Regions from separate parts of the Homo sapiens genome. Here region 2 is linked to region 1. Evidence: read pairs that join two places in POLR2A ChIA-PET (ENCODE). Cell type or tissue: Panc1. All regions are shown on one strand. Links, peaks and the distances in the headings refer to the core of each region. The heading gives the core; the rest is flanking DNA.

Evidence for each region. Peaks named below come from ENCODE experiments on the same cell type or tissue, not always from the same donor. Only the 100,000 strongest peaks of a DNase experiment are listed, where the experiment ranks them.
Region 2: POLR2A ChIA-PET joins it to region 1 with 10 read pairs; 5 of 35 experiments call an interaction of 5 or more read pairs at or near these places.

The regions. Positions count from the first base shown.
Region 1 is chr10:94,314,518-94,325,951 of GRCh38, forward strand. It overlaps PLCE1 (phospholipase C epsilon 1), which reads left to right. Exons shown (of 33, transcript NM_016341.4): 29 at 2,030-2,239; 30 at 7,384-7,542; 31 at 9,832-10,050; 32 at 10,375-10,587. The coding sequence ends at 10,563. It also overlaps a transcript of NOC3L not described here. Among named protein-coding and RNA genes, the nearest start is that of PLCE1-AS1, 33 kb to the left of the region's middle. In Panc1, for the core only: CTCF peaks have their summits at 5,958 (motif pointing left) and 6,253; a DNase peak (open chromatin) is centred at 5,994.
Region 2 is chr10:93,912,504-93,923,937 of GRCh38, forward strand. No RefSeq gene overlaps it. Among named protein-coding and RNA genes, the nearest start is that of SLC35G1, 24 kb to the left of the region's middle. In Panc1, for the core only: CTCF peaks have their summits at 4,211 (motif pointing right) and 4,418; a DNase peak (open chromatin) is centred at 4,261; H3K27ac peaks cover 344 bases.

The sequences.
Region 1 (11,434 bases), core at 4,702-7,201:
CAGGAGGCAGAGGTTGCAGTGAGCCAAGATAACACCATGGCACTCCAGCCTGGGTGACAGAGTGAGACTCTGTCTCAAAAAGATAAAAAAGAATTCCTTCTCCTGAATAGGAGTAGACTAAAGGAAGCAATGACCAAGGGAATGGCCCTTTAGCTCCCTCTGAAGTTAGGGTGTATGATGAAATGTAGCTGGGATCATAACATTTGGAGGAATTAAAAACCAACTGAACAATCACAAATAATAAGTGTCAATAAATGGCTCTGTCTTTCAAGGGCACATCTCTATAGACAGGCTAACATTCTGTCCAACATTTTATAACTGACTTAAATAGAGAAAACAGCTCAGGTGTCACATTTCATAGATTATCAAACAGAAGCTATTACCAACAGTTTGTTTTGGTTTTGTTTTAATACATCAGTCCATGTACTTTAGTGTCCACTATCACAAAGCACTGCTGAAGTTTTGTAAAGGAAAACTTACCAAGAGCCACCCATAGCAGTCCATTGCTTTACTGTCACCCGTGCAAATCAGCACACAGATATAAAGCAGGACTGAGCAGGGGGTGATGCTGGCCCTCTTGTGGAGGTGGCCCAGAAGCTTCACATCCTGAATTATCCCTATAGTATTTGCCTTGGCCCCCTTTTGAGTCAACAGCATTTCATCATTTATAGACCAAGGGCTGGGGTGGAGAGATTTCAGTCTTCCTGAGAACCTTCACTCCCACTGCCCTCAGTCCATCACATTCTGCTTTTCCTCCTGGTGAGATGTGTTCGCTCTGGGCTTTGCCTTATTGGCAGGGGCCTGAGGAGAAGGGTGTTTGCTTAATCCAGACCAGATGGTGGCAGCTTTCTCTCATCACCAAGCTACTTCTCACGGGAAGGCAACAAAGGGAGTTTCTTCACTGCAACTGACCTTTACTCCCTTCAAATTCAGCCTTTTGTAGTAACCTGTACAATATGAGTGAGAAAATACATTGGTAAAACTATAATGCCTGTAATCCCGGCACTTTGGGAGGCCGAGGCGGGCAGATCACTTGAGGTCAGGAATTTGAGACCAGCCTGGCCAACATGGTGAAACCCTGTCTCCACTAAAAATACAAAGATTAGCCAGGCATGGTGGTGCACACCTGTAATCCCAGCTACTCGGGAGGCTGAGGCATGAGAATCACTTGAGCCTGGGAAGGCGGAGGTTGCAGTGAGCCGAGATCACGCCACTGCACTCCAGCCTGGGCGACAGAGGGAGACTCTGTCTCAAAAAAAAAAAAAAAAAAAAAGTAACTATAATGGCTCATCTTTATTGAGTTCACCTAATGTACCCATGTTATGATTTATGCTTCAACCATAAAACAAAATTAAGATTGCTACTATTTCCATTGTGTAGATCGGAAAACAGTCTCCAAGGGATTAAGTATCTTACCCAATAATTCGTAGCCAACAAGTATTAAAGGCAGACCTCAGACTCAGGTCTGTCTGGTTCCAGGGCTTTGTCTCAGCTGCCCTGTTTGACTGCACAGGGTCAGCAGCCAACAAAGAAAACAAGCCCTTTAAGCACACTGTCAGAAGTTTATTTAAAGAAGAATTCCCAGGAACTTAGACCACATGAGAACCTAGCCCTACAAACCTTCCATGAGAAGATGACCGAGTATTTCCAATGTGAGAAAAAGAGATTATCTTAGTAAATACTAAACTAGGTTATTTGCCCTCAGTCCTGTGTTGCAAGATTACAAAGGGCTAAGTTCATGGAATGAGAAACCTAAAATTTTTAATTCACTAGGAGCTCTCATTCCAGCAGTGGGAAAAAATAGTTATGCTGTCTGGGGATTATGAATAAGTTGTGCCGTTGCCCGGAGTGAACATAAACAATCCATTCTGAACATAAGAGAATTCTTAGATCTTCCAAAAAGAATTATGCAATACTCTAGAGTAAATTTCACTTATAAATTGCATAGCAAACCTATCTGAACACCATGAAAGTTGATTTGTTTTAAGTTTTTGCCTCACTCCTCAGTTTGCCTTCACTTTTTCTTTAGATTCTGACAAATGAACAAGACATCAAACCTGTTACCACAGACTATTTTTTGATGGAAGAAAAATATTTTATATCTAAAGAAAAGAATGAATGTAGGAAACAACCATTCCAGAGAGCCATTGGTCCAGAAGAGGAGATCATGCAAATTTTAAGCAGCTGGTTTCCAGAAGAGGGATACATGGGCAGGATTGTCTTAAAAACCCAGCAGGAAGTAAGTGTGTCTGGGTGCAGCCTACACAGTAACGACTCATTATGTGATTAGCCATTTACCACTCACAACCTCCCTGAAATTCAGAATTTCTTGTAATTGCAACTTGGTTTATATTCTTCTTAAGTAAATGTGGATGAACAGTTTTATTCTTCTGCACATAATCAGAATATTATCTCTAAGGTACAGAAATTCAATCTAAAAAACATCCCTTAGACCGGGCGTGGTGGCTCACGCCTGTAATCTCAGCATTTTGGGAGGCCGAGGTGGGTGGATCACTTGAGGTCAGGAGTTCAAGACCAGCCTGGCCAACATGGCGAAACCCCATCTCTACTAAAAATACAAAAATTAGCCAGGCGTGGTGGCAGGCACCTGTAATCCCAGCTACTCATGAGGGAGGCTGAGTCAGGAGAATTACTTGAACCCAGGAGGCAGAGGTTGCAGAGAGCTGAGATCGTGCCATTGTGCTCTGGCCTGGGCAACAGAACAAGACTCTGTCTCAAAAAAAAAGACAAGGAAATATGTTTTCTCACACAAATAAACTATTCCATTTTAAAAATAAATAAAAACATACCTTATAAGATAAAGGAAGCAAAGATTCCTTATGCATGTCATCAGCTATGGGTCCAGTATTTTATTTGTATGTGTGAAAAGACATCGTTGTGAGGGTCACATTACTGTATAATGCAAAACCTGCAGGTATTTTCTATTCTGGGGATGACTGACTTCCAGTTTTAGCTAATAGAAGTTTTAGCTAATAGAAGCTTCCATGCTTACAAGTAAAATAATAATATTTCTTTGAAAATATTCCAGAACTTCATACAAAGTAAGAATAATATCTTGGCCTGAGTCAGAATTAGTAACAATTTATATTACGTGTGCTAAGATTCCCATGATCATTCCTGGGAAGGAAAGGATGCAACAACTGCCATGTTGACTCCAAACTGATTGGCTCCTGTTTGACTTAATTGATGAAGCACTTTTTTTTTTCCCTGAATTAACTGAGAAAACCCTACTAACTTAAGAATGACATATAAGGTCATTTCTCTAGCATAGACAGTCATGCGTCATGACATGTTGATAGTCAAGCAGTTGAGTCTATTCAACAATTTGATTACATAAATATTGAGCACCTAATATGTACCAAGCCCTGTTCTGGGCACATGATCTGCTCCTTTGGGGCATGTAATAGTGCTTGCCTGATAGAAGGTGCCTCAGGCCCATGCTTGCTAGGGCACAGTGAAGATAATAGCCAATTTTAACCATTGTGTGTTTTCACTTTCTAGTCACAGTGAGTGAATGTGACCTAAAGCCTCTACAGAGCTCTAGCATCAACTCTAGAGCCCAGAGCCACTGCCTTCTTTCCCTGACCTTGCCTGAGACAATGAAAGGGCATTTAATTTAAGCAAAAAAATGTAATTGTCTCCCCAGCCTTCTCTCCCTATTAAGACACACTAATTGCTAAGACAGAGACCAGGCAACCCTAATAATAATCACTTTATGATAAAATATCAGAGGGCTTAGCTGTACTTTTGAAGCCATCTTTAATGTCTAAATTTTTGTCCTGTTCCTAAATTGTCTTGCCTTATTAATTAGCTACATGTAAAAAGTATGTATCCTCTAAGCGATGTCAGAAAATCAGTAAATTTGTAAACCTCATACTTGTGTATGATTTACAGCGTTGAAAGCCCTCAAACACTATGTTGAATGATATAATGGAAACCATTTTACACTTAAGGAAATAGATTCAGAGAGGTGAAATCATGACAGGGTTAGAAGTAGAAAGAACTCAAGTCTATGGCTTCCAGGTCAGTGTTCTTTCCACCATCCTGTGCTACCCAAGCTGAAATTGTGTCCATCCTTGTGGATCACCCACACTCAGCACCTTGGGAGGAGCAGGAGGCAGTGGGTAGGCTAGAGGGAAGACAGGCTGGCTGCTGAGTGTCACAGGAAGCTTCATTTTATGCTCAGAGGAGCTGGGGAGGTGAGGGACACCCAAATGCAATTTAAATGTATACCACAACAAGCTGGGCACGGTGGCTCACACCTGTAATCCCAGCACTTTGGGAAGCCAAGGCAGGCTCAGGAGTTTGAGACCAGCCTGGCCAACATGGCAAAACTCCATCTCTACTAAAAATACAAAAATTAGCAGGGCGTGGTAGCAGGCACCTGTAGTCCCAGCTACTCAGGAAGCTGAGGCAGGAGAATCACTTGAACCCAGGAGGCAGAGGTTGCAGTGAGCCAAGATTACACCACTGTGTTCCAGCCTGGGTGACAGAGCAAGACTTCATCTTTAAAAACAAAAAAAAGTATATGACAACAGGCAGTAGGGACCTCAGGAATATGCTTCCAAAAGGCTGGTAAAGGAAGGCATTTTGAAGAAAAAGGGGCATAAATCAGAAGGGAAGGCTAACAAGATTTTTCTGATAAGTAAAATATGGCAAGTTGTCCTTTATATGCCTTTGTTAGGAAATTTTTGAAATGACTGAAATATATCTCAAAAGATAACTAAATTTAGTGTATCTAGGTTTACCTGGTGCATAGTGATACCCAAATAATAATTGCTGATTGAATAAATGAATTCAGTAATTACTGAATGTAAGAGGGCACTACTAGAGGAGACAGATTTGGGCTATAAGTATTTCCATTTATTTTATCCCATGGAACTAATAAGACATATAAGCAGTTTGCCCATATATGAAAATTCTTCAGTTGCTCTCTGTGACCTCTGATCTCTCCTGCCTTTTATAATTTTCTTGTCTCCTGGGCTTTCAAGCTGTCAGATACCACATCTTCCTGTGGTCAATGTGTCCTCTTCTGTTACTGGATTTGAAATTGGGTAAACCAGGATTGTCACAATGAACAGACCACCTAACTTCTGTAAACCTCACTGCCCTAATTTGTAAAATCTATATACAAACTACCCTACTTGACTCAAAGAAATGATCATGAGACTCATGTCAAACATGTACACAGACAAGGTGTACAACAATGCTTAGTAAAAAGGGATATAAGTGAGGGCTATTGTTATTTTGTTCATAACCTGTGGCTTCGAACTAATGTGGCTAGAAATACCTTAAAATAAGCTCTGAGGGAGGCTCAAAGGTGCTCTTTTTTTTTTTTTTTTTTTTTTTGAGATGGAGTCTGGCTCTATTGCCCAGGCTGGAGTGCAGTGGCGCGATCTCAGCTCACTGCAAATTCCGCCTCCCGGGTTCACACCACTCTCCTGCCTCAGCCTCCTAAGGGTGCTCTCTTAAAAATAAAGCTTAATGCATCGTTGTTGGGACATTTTATGTGCCAACTCTGGTTTTCTGATTTCTTGCCTCCTGGTTTGGGGGACAAAGATTATAAATTATGTCATGTGAATTACCTCTCAATCTTACTCTCTGACTGGTTAAATATATGATGATCAGTGCAATGACATATTATTAAGCAAGTTGTAAAACAGTATACATAGGATACAATCTCATTTTATGTAAAAAGAGACAATAGCTCATCTCTTCCCCCCCTTCCATTATATAATGGAGTATTCATTCATGGGAAAAAAATCAAATGGATTTTTTCACTCATTGAAAAAAGTTAAAATAGATTATATATCTTTATTTATTTAACAAAAAATCATGTAATTATAAGGCCATGATTGCAAAGTTAATTAAATGATTGGGGCAAGCTTCAGAAGCCAGTCCTTTCTGGCCCTGGTTGCAGTTTTGGCGCCACCTGGTGGCAGTTATCTATTCTGACTTTAATCAATGGGTACAATTCTAGTTGGAACTTCCAAGATAGCGACAGCAACTCATGGATTCTTCTGGTTAGTTAGTTAGCACCCATTTCAGTAGCCTGGTCTGGAGAGATGAGGCTAGAATTCTGGGGATAAGGGAGTTTTCCTGCCAAGACCTCACTTGCTGAGATGAGGTTGTCTACTGTTTACTTACTTTACCTCTCCCTGCCCTTTTACTAAGTCTCCCTCTTGCAAAAGGGAAGCTATCCTCATTTGAAAATGTGGTGGACAAAGAACAGCAGCAGCTGCTTGACAATCACATTATATCTAAATTCACCTAATTCAAGGGTGTTGCTTTACATAGTCACATACACAAAAATACATTTGAACATCCACAGCAAATGTTTAAAAGGATGTATTATCCAATGACAGTGGGGTATTTTGTGGCGAATAAGGTGGGAGAAGGAAAAAAGATGAGAATGGGAAAAGTTTGGTTTTTCTTATTGATACGCTTCTGTACTGTTTGAAAATTTTTAATAAGATACATATATCTGTAGATACATAATCCACCAAAAAGCCAATTAATCTAATTCTCATAATTTTACTGTGAATTTTGTCAAAATTTGTTTCAATGTGGCTTACCTCCAGCCATTCATTCAGCCTTGTCACTGCAGTTTTGTTCACCCAACCTGTCAATTTCATGGTTTATATTTCAGATGTCTAGCATTTCTTAAATGCTCAACGTCTGTGGAAATGGGTGAGCTTTCTTTTAAATACAATTTACTGTGTTCTTATTTGGCTTTTGCTAATTGGCAAAATGGTATATTGTCTTTCTACAAATTTACCTACAGTCAACTTGGACTCTCAAAATCCACAGCTAGGCGGGGCACAGTGGCTCACACCTGTAACCCTGGTACTTTGGGAGGCCGATGCAGGTGGATCACAAGGTCAGGAGTTCAAGACCAGCCTGGCCAGCATGGCGAAACCCTGTCTCTATTAAAAATACAAAAATTAGGCATGGTGGCACACATCTGTAATCCCAGCTAGTCAGGAGGCTGAGGCAGGAGAATTGCTTGAACCCAGGAGGTGGAGGCTGCAGTGAGCCAAGATCATGCCACTGCACTCCAGCCTGGGCAACAGAGCAAGACTCCATCTCAGAAAAAAAAAAAAAAAAACCCACAGCTAATAGGAGCAGATAAATTGGCTTGTTATGGATCTATCAACATCATCAGAAGCACAGTAGTTTCCTCCTCTCAGGAGATAGGTATATCCTTTTAGAACAGTTTATGAAATAATAACATAGTATATGAGATATTAAGCTAAGAAGTTTCTACATCACCAAGATACAAGCTCAGATTTTTGCTAGATTTGTCTTTCTTTATTCTGCATAAACCTATTATTTACTCACATTTTTTCTTTTTAAACATAGAACCTAGAAGAGAAAAACATTGTTCAAGATGACAAAGAGGTGATCTTGAGCTCAGAGGAGGAGAGTTTCTTTGTCCAAGTGCATGATGTTTCTCCAGAGCAACCTCGAACAGTCATCAAAGCACCCCGCGTCAGCACTGCACAGGATGTCATTCAGCAGGTAAAAGCCTCTCCCTTCCTCACCTGAGTCCTTTCCTCAGCATAAATTATTGGAACAAATGTCTGTGCACTGATGGCTCATTTTATGAGTGAAGTTCCTCAACAACAGGGACCTCAAAGGGGAGTGTGTGCCTCTTAAGGCTGGGAAATTGCCTCACATGGTGGCTCATGCCTGTAATCCCAGTTTTAGGAAGCTGAGGCAGGAGGATTACTTGAGCACAGGAGTTGGAGGCTGCAGTGAGCTATGACTGGCCACTGCACTGCAGCCTGGATGACAGAGTGAGGCCCTGTCTCTAATTGAAAAAAAAAACAACCAACCCAGTGGCTCACACCTGTAATCCCAGCAGTTTGGGAGGCTGAGGGGGGCAGATCACTTGAGCTCATGAGTTTGAGACCAGCATGGCTGACATGGCAAAACCCTGTCTTTACAAAAAGTACAAAAATTGCTGGGCACGGGGGTTCACGCCTGTAATCCCAACACTTTGTGGGGCCAAGGCGGGTGGATTGCCTGAGGTCAGGAGTTCGAGACCAGCCTGGCCAACATGGTGAAACCCCATCTCTACTAAAAATACAAAAATTAGCTGGGCGTGGTGGCAGGCACCTGTAATCCCAGCTACTTGGGAGGCTGAGGCAGGAGAATCGCTTGAACCCGGGAGGCAGAGGTTGCAGTGAGCCGAGATCATGCCATTGCGCGTCAGCCTGGGCAACAAGAGTGAAACTTCGTCTAAAAAAAAAAAAAGTACAAAAATTAGCCAGGCATGGTAGCATGCACCTGTAGTCCCTGCTACTCAGGAGGCTGAGATAGGAGGATCGCTTGAGCCTGGGAGGCAGAGGTTTGCAATGAGCCAAAATCGTGCCACTTTACTCCAGCCTGGGCAACACAGCCAGACCCTGTCTCAAACAAAAACAAATTTTAAAAGTTTAAAATCTTGGAAATATTAATTCATTCCTTCAACAGACACTTAGTATCTACAGTGAGTTTGGATCTCTATAAAGCATTGATAATAATGGATTTAGGAAGTGACTCTGCAGTGACAATGTCATGGTCCCAGAAATACCTAAGCCAGTAGGTACTGACCATCTCTCAAGGATCCTACAGAGGACAAGTAGGAGGCCTACTCTGATCCTCTCCCCTCCTCTAAATCACGCTTCTCTGAGAGTTTACATGGTTTCAGAGAAGTTTGCTTCCTTCATAGCCTTGTTAGGGTAGGCCATTCATCAAACACCTATTTGAGAAGACATACAACACAACAATTAAGAGCACAGACCCTAGATCAAGCTGTGTTAGATTCAAATCCCAGCTCTACTTCTGAGACCTGGAGTAAAAGCTCAGATCTGTGCCTTAGTTATAGTAGTGTGCTGGTAAACCAGCTCTTTGTAAAAGAAAGATAAAAGCCCTTATTTATTTCTTTTGTGTAAATGCCCCTACCATATCTGATTTCACCAGACTATTCCCGTTGGCTCCAGCAAAACACTACATGGTAAGTCACCACATAGACCACCACATAGACAATATGGAGATAGTATGATAGTACTTTCCTTGAAGGTTAAGTATATGTAAGATGTTTAATACAATGCCTAGCAAATGGTAAACATTACTTAAGGGTTACTTGCTGTTCTTACTGTATGATAACTTAGTTAATATTAGCCATCTTATTCAACTGACTTTGAATTCCAAAGGGCCCAGACTTACATTTCTTTAACTTATCTTTGTCTCCCCTAAAAGTACAGCACAGTATCTGGGACATAATTGGCCCTCACTAAACATTTAATGAATTAACAAATGCATCAATGAAAGACATTCTTATATTAAATGAAAAGAGAGATCAGTTGACTTCTAAAATTCTTTCAACATCCAAGACTCTGTGATAGAGATAGCCCAGTGGGACAGAGACGCTCCTGAAGAGCAAGATTCTATTCCTCACTGGCTGACTTTCATGTCTGTGAGCGCTGGTACATGCAGAAAATCTGGTTCAGACCTTTATTGTTACTATTATAGCTGTATATATCCTGGAATCTACTTAACCTGTCTTAAGTATAAGCTTCCTCGTCTGAAATTCAGGATAATAACACCTAATTCATAGACTGTTGCAAAGCTAAATGAGGTAACGTGGGAAATTACATTACAAGCTACAACTATACAACTGCAAAATGAGTTGGATGAAATGATCTGGAAGATCCCCTTCATCTCTAGTCTGGGCCATTTTTCCACCTTAAAGTTTCATATAGAATGAATGCAAATGTTGGAGATTCTGTGTCTTTATTCAGTTGATCATAACTTACCTTTCAGACCTTATGCAAAGCCAAATATTCCTACAGCATCCTGAGCAACCCCAATCCAAGCGACTATGTGCTTTTGGAAGAGGTGGTGAAAGACACTACCAACAAGAAGACTACCACACCAAAGTCCTCTCAGCGGGTCCTTCTGGATCAGGAGTGTGTGTTTCAAGCCCAAAGCAAGTGGAAAGGTGCAGGAAAATTCATCCTTAAGCTAAAGGAGCAGGTGCAGGTAAAGTTTAAAGTTATTTTGCTCTGTTCTTAAGTTATCTGATACCCATAATTACACTGTAGCCAGATCTGGAAGCTGGTGAAATTTAGGAGAAAGTTCCTGAGTCAAGGAATGGAGTTAGGAGAAAATTGTTTGGCTTTGTTTTCACTGTGTGAAAAAACATGTGGCCGAGCTTGCGGTTAAGCAGTCCTAGAGGGGAGCTCCTCAGCCCTACTCTCTCCAAAGCTCTAGAGAGAAGAGGAAAGCGCTCTTCTGAAATAGTGTCATGTGACAGAGGAACCTGAGTTTAACCTAACACCAATGGAAGGTTCTTTGTTCCCACAGGCATCTCGAGAAGATAAAAAGAAAGGCATTTCTTTCGCAAGTGAACTCAAGAAGCTCACCAAGTCAACTAAACAGCCCCGAGGACTTACATCACCTTCTCAGCTCTTGACCTCAGAAAGTATCCAAACCAAGGAGGAGAAACCTGTGGGTGGCTTGTCCTCCAGTGACACAATGGATTACCGACAGTGACTAAGGGCAGCATGTTTAACCCAGGTATAGTAAGTCATTGCACCATCCTGGAACAGGGCTTAACTTAAACTACTTTGTAAGGAAGGCATAATTAGTACAATGTCTTTTATCTTTTCCAACAGGAGGATGTCCCTTGAAGGCAGGTAGGAATGGGACCTTAAAACAGGAAAAGGGCTCTGAAGATATGTGTAACATGATATGCTATTGAACACCGCCTATAAAGAAAAAGGGAAAGAGGCTGGGCGTGGTGGCGCATGCCTGTAATCCCAGCACTTTGGGAGGCCAAGGCAGGCAGATCACCTGAGGTCAGTTCAAGACCAGCCTGACCAACATGGAGAAACCCCGTCTCTACTAAAAATACAAAATTAGCTGGGCATGGTGGTGCATGCCTATAATCCCAGCTACTGGGGAGGCTGAGGCAGGAGAATCACTTGAACTTGGAAGGCAGAGGTTGCAGTGAGCTGAGATCACACCATTGCACTCCAGCCTGGGCAATGAGAGTGAAAACTCCGTCTCAAAAAAAAAAAAAGAAAAAAAAAAATATATATATGTAACTTGAGCTTTTGTAATTTTAGACCCCTTATTTATTTTGTAGATAAATAAGCAAAGCTCCCAAGAAGTCAATCAACTTGCCCAAAGTACTCTGATAGCCTTATTTCATCAGACAACTGTCTTCAGTATTAATAGCTGACAGAAACATTCTTCAAGGGCTCTATGGATCATTCAGCTTTTATTCTTTTGGATTTCTCGTTTTATTACTGTTCTAATTTAGGTTTGATGTAGCTTCAACAACCTCATCTCCTTCTGCCTCAATTAAAAAAATAAAAATCTGGCATCCGGGATGTGGTTAAAAAGAAAGCAAAATAACATA
Region 2 (11,434 bases), core at 2,925-5,424, 400 kb before region 1:
TTATTTTCTCTATGTTACAAATGAGAAAGACGACTTAGCGAGTTTAAGAAACTTGTGTGAAGTCACATTGCTAAAAAGGACAGAGGACAAAGCACACAACACACACAGTCTGTCTGACCCAAAGCAAACACTTTCTAATTGATCTCATGCTTTTCATTTACAGGTAAGAGGACATGAATTGCCTTGGAGTTTTACCCTAAAGGTTGTGGATCAGGAAAGGTCCTAAACAAAGCACAGGGGAATGGCACTAATCTCACCAGTAAGGTGTGTAGCCAAACCAGCTGTTCCCTGTTAAGGTAAGAGGCATCTAACATGAATTAGAGAAACAGAAACAAGTGCTAATACATTTCTCCAGCCAAAAAATTCTATGAGAAGCAATGGTGAGGTGATGAGCAAGGCGAAAACACAAGTAAAGCTCCACTAACCAGAAAGAGATAAGTGGGTTTGAACATTAACAAAGGGCAGAATTGGTGATAAAAAGTATTCAAAAACTTCGAAGATAAACATGCAATTTCAGTAAAGCCAGTGGAGGTGAGTGCCACAGTTCCACTTGTAAGGTTGCCCTTGGAGGAGGAGGAACCGGAACCTAGAGCCAAGGTCAGGGCTTACCTGGATCACCTATGGAGGTAAGGGGAAGCAAGCCCTCGGAAGAACCAAAGCCACAATGGAGGAGATGAGGATGTACCACCATCCAAAGTGTGTGTTTGAGAACATCCCTCTTCAGCAGGCTTCACACAGGTTACCAGGATAGACACAGGTGCTTATAGATGCTCAGCCAAGACTAACTTAAAAAGCCAGAGTCCATAAAACAGTCCTCAGTGAAATAAGAACACCATGCTAAATCTAGTAAGTGTTTACATTTTGCCTTTATGTATTAGTGTTTACCCTTTATGAAATTATGGTAATAGTGGATAGTCATTGTTTGGGTGGCTGTGTGTGTGTGTGTTTAAAGTCTTCACTTGGCAAATATAAAAGTCAACAACTTTATATTGGTCCTCCAGTTTTACTATTAAAACAAATTGATGGTATATAAAATTTTAAAAAACACTGCTTGCTTAAGATCCCATTTGTTTCTCTCTGATATTATTTCAACTATTCACTCAACCCTAGCTCCATCCTCTGTGTATAAATATGCTCAAATTTCTTCAGATCAAACCAAATCAAACAAAACCTCCCTTAAAACTCTCCTCCCTTCCTCTCTAGGTACACCCAAGCACTTGTTTCTTCTTTATCAACCATTCTTTCCTCAACCCACCAGCTGTTGTTTTTTTCCCCCATTTTCCACATTGGCAGTTGAATATTAAACTGTGCAATCGTTTTTCCACCCAAGTAAAGATGAATTAAAATTTGTTACTCAATCTCAGTGTTTTCCCTTCTGGTTGAATCACCGTTAAAACGGTCTTGCTTTCTTCCTATTTAATCCCTGTGGGAGGGCACAGTATTTCAGCTACATTATGTGTTAAATTGGACTTTGTCAGCTACCTCAGGAATGTAGCCAAGTTTATATGCTTATATATAAGAGAAAAGCTATGTTCCAAACTGGCTTTCAAATAAATGTTGCTGTTAACTTTTTATTTTGACATAATTTGACATAATTTTAATTTGACATAATTAATTTGACATAATTTCAGAATTACAGAATTACAGAAACACTGCAAGAATTGTACAAAGAATTCCCATTACCCAGATTCCCCTAGAGTTAATATTTGAGAGTAAGTTGAAAACATGAAGCCATTTACCCCTGTATAGTCGGGGGTCACAGTTCTCCATATATATATATATATATATATATATATATATATATATATATATAAAATATATATATAAAGTATATATATAAAATATATATATAAAGTATATATATAAAATATATATATAAAGTATATATATAAAATATATATATAACATGTATATATATAAAATATATATAAAATATATATATATAAAATATATATATATGAATGGATGAAAGAGAAAGAAGAACGTACAGGGAGGAGGAGAAGAAGGAAAGTAGACATATATTTTATGAAATTGGCTTATGGGATTGTGTGTGTTGGCAGGTCGGAAATCCATAGGGCAGCCTAGCAGGCTGGAAAATTAAGGTAAAAGTCAATATTGCAATCTTGAGTCTGAATTCCATAGAGCAGCAGGCTGGAAATTCAAGCAGGGTTTCTATGTTGCAACTTTGAGGAGAATTCCTTCTTTCGGAAACCTCAGTCTTTGTTCTTAAAGTCTTCAATTGATTGGATGAAGCCCACTCACATTACGGAGGGCCATCTGCTTTACTCAAAGTCTACTGAGTTAAATGTTAATCACATCTAAAAAATACCTTTCCAGCAACATCTATTTTGGTGTTTGACCAAACCACTGGGTGCCGTTAGCCTAGCCACATTGACACATAAAATTGACCATCGCACTTCTACAGTCCTGCAGTGTATATTTCCTTTAAAAGGACATTCTCTCAATAAGCATAGTAAAATGTGCAAAATCAGAACATTAACATCAATACAGTGCTATCATCTATTATGCCAACCTTATTCAGATTTTCACAATAACGTAATTGATAGCCAAAAAAAAAAAACTGGAGAAAGTTAACAAGAAAAATGTTTAAAATCCAGAAACTGATAAATAAATGGAAATTAATTGTGATTACCTTCAATTAATTGTAATCGAAAGTAACTTTAATTAAGAATTGTTAACTTTTTTTTTAAAGCCCCTGATCAAAGAAATTAAAAGTTGGCAATTTTCTGATGGACTCAGCCATTTTTTTGAAATTTGGTCTTCCAAATCCCAAAGTCTGGTACCTGACTGGAGATTCCATTCTTTCTCATCTGCTCCGGGAACTTGTTTTTCTGAGTTCTCAAACTCTTCATTTCTACTGACCCCTCTTCTGCTTATAGATATGTTCAGATCTCTTCTATATTCACACCAAACAAAATCAAACAAACATTTCTCTCGCTCCAGCATTTCTCTTGGGTTGGCACCCTCGTTCTTCCCATCCGACGCAGATTTCTAGAGACCCACATCTGCCTCATTATCCTCCCCACACATTCACCTCTTGATTGTAGTAGACACCATTGTTTCCTTACCCAAATTCAACCTCCTCCCTTTTTCCTTGCTTGAATCTCCCCAGTTTTAAGTTCTCGTGCCACGCGCTGATGAAAGTGCACCCAACCCAAACCCAGAGGAGGGGCTAAGGTAGGGGTGAATTTCAATTAGTCTCTAAACCAAACATTCCAATCCTCTTGCCAGTGATTGGCTTAGAAAGGGGCAAAGTAACCAGTTCTGACCAATGATACGTGAGAGGCAGTCTGCAGGCAACACCTCTGGGAAAGAGTTGCTTGTTCTCACAATGAGGCTTCTGAAGAGTGTTTTCTGTTTGTGTAAGGAGGTGGTGCTAGAGCTGCTTCAGCCTCTTGCTGCCATGAGGACATCTAGCCAAACGCATCTTGATTGATAAAACTCATTGGCACCAGCAGACGTAGTTAACATTTTGCAAGCTAGCAACAAATTACTGGAGAATTATATAGTTGTTTCTCTCCCAGAATTCAAGGTAATTAAAAATCTATTCTTAAAAAAGCTTTATTTTTCCATTTTAGAAAATATAATTTACTAATATTATAAAAGCATTATTTCTTATTCCTTCCTGCTTTTCTTTTCAGCAAATGCACAGTATTTATGTTGTGTTAAATGTCCTGTTGATGGATACCTTGAGAATTTAACAACTGAATACTTCATTATGTGTAAAATAAAATCCTAAACCTGACCAATGACTTCTTTAATAGAAGAATCCGGTGACCTCATCTCTTTGTTATCGTATCTGCCACATGGCATACAAATTAACTTTTAAATAATAATTCATTCGTGAACTGAAATGTCCTGGAATCCATCAGTTCATAGCAATGCTGTGTTAGCCAGGGCTTGCAGCCATTCAATTCAATATGAGTTACTTTAATGCAATATCTTTCTAAGGTTCTGTGCACTTTCTTAAGTATGGTCCTTTCAAAAGGCTGCCTGGCATCTTGGTCTGTGATTTTTCAGCAAGGATAGCGGTAGTATTTTAAACAGAACAGCTTTTAAGATTCAGAAATCATTAGCAGGAAAGTGACTTTAATGAAGTGGTTTAGTAGTTCTTATTATCAAAGAATGTTGATTTGGACATCCGCCTGGACCACACTTAGGGAAAAAAGAACTGTCAAAATAACAGGCTAGGTGCTTATGATTCCCTTGGCTTAGAGCTCAGTTTTACCAGTAGATGTCACTATAGTCAGACATTATTTTAAAGCCTCAAAAAGAGAAAGGTAACCTCACCGGAGTTTAAAGGATCTGAGGGGGAAAAAAGCAAACAAGTTCTTCTATAGCTAAACATGTGCTCTTCTTTTTTTAAAAAGCACAGTAGGCATTGAATAAATGTTTACTAAGTGAACCGACAAATAATCAATGCATATGGAATAGTCCGCCCTGAAATCTTTGTGATTGAGTTATGCTCTGATAGGAATCAGAGGAAGAGCTTTAGAGTCTGCAGAACAAAAATGATCTCTAAGATGCAAGCAGGCAGGTACAGAAGTAAGCAACTCTGCCCAGAGTCCATTCGTGAGAAGGGACGTGGGGATTTAAGCAACTCAACTGTGCAGACTGTTGCGCGCCACCCTACGCCAGGCACTGAGCTAGGGACTACTAGAATCGGAGAGGGAGTCGCGGTACATAGAGCCGATGGCGAAGTAAAGCAGAGGTCATGTGTTCTGTCCTCCATCCTGGAGTGGGGGAGGTGCAGGTTTTCCTGGCTTCAGAGGTAGATCAAAGTTCTAAAATCAGGGTGAAGGAGCTGAGAAACAATTCCCATCAGCTCTCCTTCAACACCCTCTTTCCTTTTTTTAAACTGAGGTTTGCCTGCATAAGGCAGAAAGAGATTAGGAAAACAGTTTGCAAACCTGGCAAATTATTCAGAGGTTTGATATATTGAAGATATATGACAACATGTATTACAGCTATTTTGAGCGCTTATTAACTGGTACATTCTGCACCAACTCCATTCTCTGATTTAATCCTCCTAAGAGCTCTAAGAGCCAGGAATTTCTATGTTCCTCATTTTTTGAGATGAAGTATCTGAAGAATGAGGGGGAGTGGGGTTGAGAGGTTAATTTGTCCCGGATCACCCAGTTAATGAGTGGTAGGACCAGGTTCTAACTTAGGCCTGTATGGGGCACTCTGCTGTGTTCCTGCCTTAGTTCATTATTCCAAGGAAACTGACTCTAGTCAGGGTCTGACTACCAGCAAAATCTAGGATCCATGTTGTTTAAGTTGATTTTGCCCCAATCATTCCTTTTTAAACTCTTAGTGAACCATTCTTATGAACAGGGCACTCCGTTTTGGACTAGGAGAAGGGGAGTGTAAAGGAAAGACAGTGGGCTGTCCTAAAAGAATTTATGATTCAGTGGGAGTAGACATGGGGGCATTTGGAGATGGGAGGAGCTTGGACAAGGAAGGTCACCCAGCATCTGCCTTCTCCATACGGCTTAGGAGGGTTTGGGGAAAGTGGAAAAGATTTGGAACAGCTGCTGTAAGGAATGTGCTAGGTTAAATAATGTGTCTGGAGAAGTGAGGGGTATTTCAAGATCTTTCTTTCCACACCTCAGAATTAATGGAGCTTATTTTCTCAGATTTTCCAAAATAAAGTTCACCTCTGGCTAGAGCTCAAGCTTGAAGAATTTCAGTACAGAATTTAATCTTGTCTCTTGAAAAACTGTCAGCACTTAATTTTTTTAATCATGAAAACAGATAAATGATAACACTGCACTGAGAAGGAGGCTAAAACACTTGCTTGACTTGCAGTGTTGATTATCTATCCAATTGGATTTTTCTTAGTGTCAACTTTATTTCTGAAATAAGAAAACAACCAAATGAGAAACATTTTTAAAACCACAAGTTGAAATCCTAAGACAAACCTAACATTAGGGATGTCTGAATTTGTTAGTATCTTCGAGGCACATGGGTTACATTGCCCTAACCCTAGCATTTTGAACAATGTCATCTGCCCACTTTGTGTTTTTTCATAAATATGTAAGTGTTTTCTGGTTGTTTTCATTTCTGCCTCCATTCCACTTTAAATATTTTGTTTAATTATCACATTACATTTTATGTTTAGAAATCCTCTCTTAAAGACATTCCGTCTTGCCTGTAGCGAGGGAGGTAAATTTGGTTGAGTGTTAATTACTAATGGAATTTCTCCAGACTCAAATCTTTCCCCATACACTTTGCCACAGAACAGGTAAAAAATGTTGCTCTGGAGAAATTATAGCATAAATATCTCTAAATCAAGGGCTTAGTAACAAAGTCCACAACTAGTATAATATTTTTTCAGAGTGGCTGTCAAAAACTGTACAAATTCATTAGTAAAGCCCTACACAAGGGGGAAAACGCCCCCAAACAGGAAAAATAAATGGCTAATAAATATATGAAAAAATCAACTTTACTGTAAATAAAGATAAATTAATGGAGCAGTGAGTTCTTTTCACTTTAAGTCAGAGTTTGGGGTTTGTTTTTATAAAAATAACACTTGATATTGGCAAGAGGGTTCAAATTGCCAGACAGCATTGTGGTTGGGAATGTTAAGTTGGTAAAAATTTTTTGAAAAATTTGCAATACATATCATACCCTGTGGCCCAGTAACTATTTCTAGAAGATTTTTCCTAAGGGAAAAAACCCCTGAAACACAGAAACAAATATTTACATAAAGACATTCCCTTTTATAATTTATAATAATAAAAATACAAATAACTATTCCATTTGAGTATATTAGGTTTAAAAAAGCTACCTTCATAGATTAGAATATTATGCATCTTTTCACAAGTATCTTTATAAAGACAGAAGTAAAGGGAAATCCAAAGGAATAGAAATCGTTCTATCATAAAGACATGCACACATATGTTCATTGCAGCACTATTCACAGCAAAGACATGGAATCAGCCTAAATGCCCATCAATAGTGGACTGTGTCAGGAAAATGTGCTACATATACACCATGGAATACTATACAGCTATAAAAAAACAAGATCATGTCCTTTGCAGGAACATGAATGGAGCTTGAGCTCGTTATCCTTAGCAAACTAACACAGGAAGAGAAAACCAAATACCACACGTTCTCACTTATAAGTGGGAGCTAAATGTTGAGAACACATGGACACATAGAGGAGGAACAGTGGACACTGGAGCCTTCCAGAGGGTAGAGGGTAGGAGAAGGGAAAGGATCAGGAAAAATAACTAATGGGTACTAGGCTTAACACCTGTGTGATGAAATAATCTGTACAACAAACTCCCAAGACACAGGTTTACCTATATAACAAATCTGCACATGTACCCCTGAACTTAAAAGTTTTTTGTTTTTGTTTTTGTTTTGTTTTGTTTTGTTTTGTGATGGAGTCTCGCTCTGTCACCCAGGCTGGAGTGCAGTGGCACCATCTCAGCTCACTGCAACCTCTGCCCCCCGGGTTCAAGCGATTCTCCTGCCTCATTCTCCCGAGTAGCTGGGATTACAAGTGCCCACCATGATGTCCGGCTAATTTTTTTGTATTTTTGGTAGAGACGGGGTTTCACCATGTTGGCCAAGCTGGTCTTGAACTCATGACCTCAGGTGATCTGCCCACCTCAGCCTCCCAAAGGGCTGGGATTACAGGTGTGAGCCACCACACCCGGCCCCAAATACAAGTTCTTTTTACAAAGCTTACCAAATGGAGCCACAAAAAAAGAAGTAAAGAGAAATCGTCATGTTATGATATTAAGTGGAAAAAGCAGGAGAATAAATATATAAATAATATAAAGTATATATCTACATATATATAATACATGTCCTCACCTCTAAGATGACTAAATGATCTCTGAGGTCCCAAGCATGATTTTATAAAGTGAAGAGAGCAGTTAGATATCTTATCAGTGTATTGTCATCACATGTTATCAATGTCTGGAATCTATAAAATGATGCCAGTGACACTTGGTACTAGTATGAGGTCAGATTCCCTAGGAGAGCCCCAGACAGAGGTTGAGGTGTGTGTGATTTACTGGGCATATGCTCTTCAGGAAAAGCTCATGAGGAAAACAGACCAGGGAGGGGGAAAGAGGCAAGCAAGGATGCACTTTTTTAAATTTATGTATGTATTGAGACGGGGTCTCACTTTGTCACCCAGGCTGGAGTGCAGTAGCACAATCTCAGCTCACTGCAACCTCTGCCTTCAGGGCTCAAGCAATCCTCCCACCTCAGCCTCCTAAGTAGCTGCCACCACACCAGGCTACTTTTTAAATTTTTTGTAGAGATGGGGTTTTGCCATGTTGCCCAGGTCAGTCTCGAATTCCTGAGCTCAGGTGATCCACCCTCATGGGCCTCCCAAAGTGCTGGGATTACAGGCTTGAGCCACTGCACCTGGCAGAGGATGTGCTTTCAGGAGCATAAATCACACCACTGCATTGTAGGTGGGTCTTATACCCAGAGCAATTCTTGGGGATGGGGAATCTGTGAGCCATTAACAGCCAGGTTCAGTGGCCTTAATTTCTAAATTTTGTTCTCCTGGGTAAAATAAGGTGCCTGAATTAAATCAATGAAGGATCCTTCACGTGGGCCTGGGAATCTCCAGGAATTATATTTAAAATTCAGCTTTCCATGCAGTTTTCTGGGATTCAGGTGCATAACTTTTGTCAGATTCTTTGAGGACAGGGTGACTTCAAGCTTCCTTCCACCCCAGCACTTTGAATAGGAGTGTGAGAAGAGACTTAGGTCAGAGGAGGAAGCTAAGCACTGAATTCTTAGTTCTAGTTTTAGAAACATAATCGACCAGAACAGGGATTCTTTGGTCTCACCTTATCCCAACCCCCATTCAAATTTAGGAAAATTAAAGGCAGTCTCCCAGAACCCACTCAGACCCACTCGCTTTCACAGCCACATCTTTTCAGCTCCGCCACCTCCCGGTGAGGGGGGTGTTATCCTCGTTTTACAGAGGGGAAACTGAGGTGCCAGTGATGTGACTCATTCAGAATCCCACAGCACCCCCTTGTGGTGTGGAGCTATGGTCAAGACTTGCTGTGGAAACCAGTGGCTTGCGTTTCTTGATTTTTTTTTCTTTTTTTGAGACAGGTTCTCACTCTGTCACCCAGGCTGGAGTGGAGGGGCTTGATCTCAGCTCACTGCAGTGTCAACTTCCCAAGCTCAGGTGATCCTCCCATCTCGGCTTCCCGAGTAGTTAGGACCACAGGAGCATGACACCAGCCCAGCTAATTTTTGTATTTTTTGTAGAGATAGGGTCTCACCATGTTGGCCAGGTTGGTCTCGAACTCCTGGGCTCAAGCGATCCATCTGCCTCATCTTCCCAAAATGCTGGAATTACAGGCGTGAGCCACCATGCCTGGAGAAATATTTTTGTTTTAAAAAATACTGTATTTATCTTTCAAAGGTGATACTTTAAAAATTCAACAAGCGAGAAAGTAAAGAAAAGGGAATCCTTCTACACTGTTGGTGGAAACGTAAATTGGTGTAGCCACAGTGGAAAACAGTTTGGAAGTTTCTTGAAAAATTAAAAATATAATATGATTAAAAAATCCCACTTCTGGGCATATATCCAAAGGAATCAAAATCAGTATACTGAAGAGATATCTTCACTCCTGTGTTCACTGCGGCATTATTCACAATAGCCAAGACGTGCAAGCAACCTAAATTTCCAAAGGACAAATGGATAAAGAAAATGTGGTGTATATATACATACAGTGGAATATTATTTAGACTTAAAAGAGAAAGAATCTTGCCATTTGCGACAACATGAATGAACCTGGAGCACATTATGCTAAGTGAAATAAGCCTAACACAGAAGGACAAATACTACATGATACCAATTATATGAGGTATCAGGTATAGTCAAACTCGTAGAATCAGAAAGTAGAATGGTGGTTGCCAGGGCCATATGGCAAAGGAAGATGGGGAACTATTGGTCAAAGGGCACAAAAAATTTCAGTTATGCAACATGAATAGGTCCTAGACATCTGTACAACATAGTGCCTAGAGTTAATAATATTGCATTTTATACTTAAAAATTTGCTAAGATGGTAGATCAATGTCAAGTGTTCTTAACACAAATTATAATGAGGGTGGGAGGAAACTTTTGGAGGTAATTGATATGTTTATGGCATAGATTGTGGAAATGGTTTCATGGATGTATACTTATCTCCAAACTCATCAAGCTGTATGCATTAAATATGTACAGATTTAAAATAAATAAGTAAAGTTGCAGCAACAGTCAGAGAAGATTTTCCAAGGACTGCAATCACATTGCTCTCAGAACATATTTTCAAAGCAAGAATCTGTATAGGACATTGACATCTGGATTTCTGATGCATTTCTTGTATCTTAAATCAGGGATTGCATCATTAATAAACTTCCATATAGTTAAAAAATTAGCAACACAGAAATGTAAAATATAAATGGAAGGCTCAATTCCCCTGACCTTTAAGTAGTAGAGTGGATTCTTCTTTTATTTTTCTCCTCTTTTTTTTCCCATTTTTTTAGAGACGAGCTCTCCTTCTGTAGTCCAGAGTGGACTGCAGTAGTATGAACTTACTGCAGCGTTGAACTCCTGGGCTCAAGCTATCCTCCTGCCTCAGCATCCTAAGTACCTGGGACTACACATGTACACCACCATGCCTAGCTGGATTCTCTTTTCGATAGATACATATAGATTTGTTTGTTTAATTGATTGATTAATTTTTACAAAATGGAATCATATGGTACATTCTGTCCCGAAACTTCTGTCCCACTAGACAGTATATCACGAAAATTTTTCATGTCAGAAGATAAAGACATACCTCATTCATTTGAAAACAATAGTAAAAACAACATGTATATATATTTCAGACCATCAATATGTTAATTTAAACGGCCAGATTAAATCATATTGGTAAACAATGTGGAGTGAAACTTCTGCCATCTTAGAGCAATTATTCGAACTTCCTGTAAACTGATTATGAAGGTTGTAGTTCTAAACTATTCAAAAAATTCAGGAACTTTTCAGGACCACTCACAACAAATTGTTAAAATAAGCATGCTCTCACAGCCCCGGGGGCTGCCCTGCAGGAAATGTTGGATAATGTTCAGGTCCATCTGCTTTGTGCAGGTGCTCATGACATCGTAATGACAAACTGTACAATAGCAAGAGAACATACAAGCTGCTTTGCCATGATTATATTATATTATATATAATTTTAGCTCTTATAATTTTGGTGTCCTGCCTGTCTGACCCCTTATACTTATAAGAGAGTTTTTATAAAGTTTGAGTGCTTATGGTTTACCTTTTATTTTTACTTTTTTTTTTTTTTTTTTTTTTTGAGACAGAGTCTTGCTCTGTCGCCCAGGCTGGAGTGCGGTAGCACAATCTCAGCTCACTGCAAGCTCCGCCTCCCGG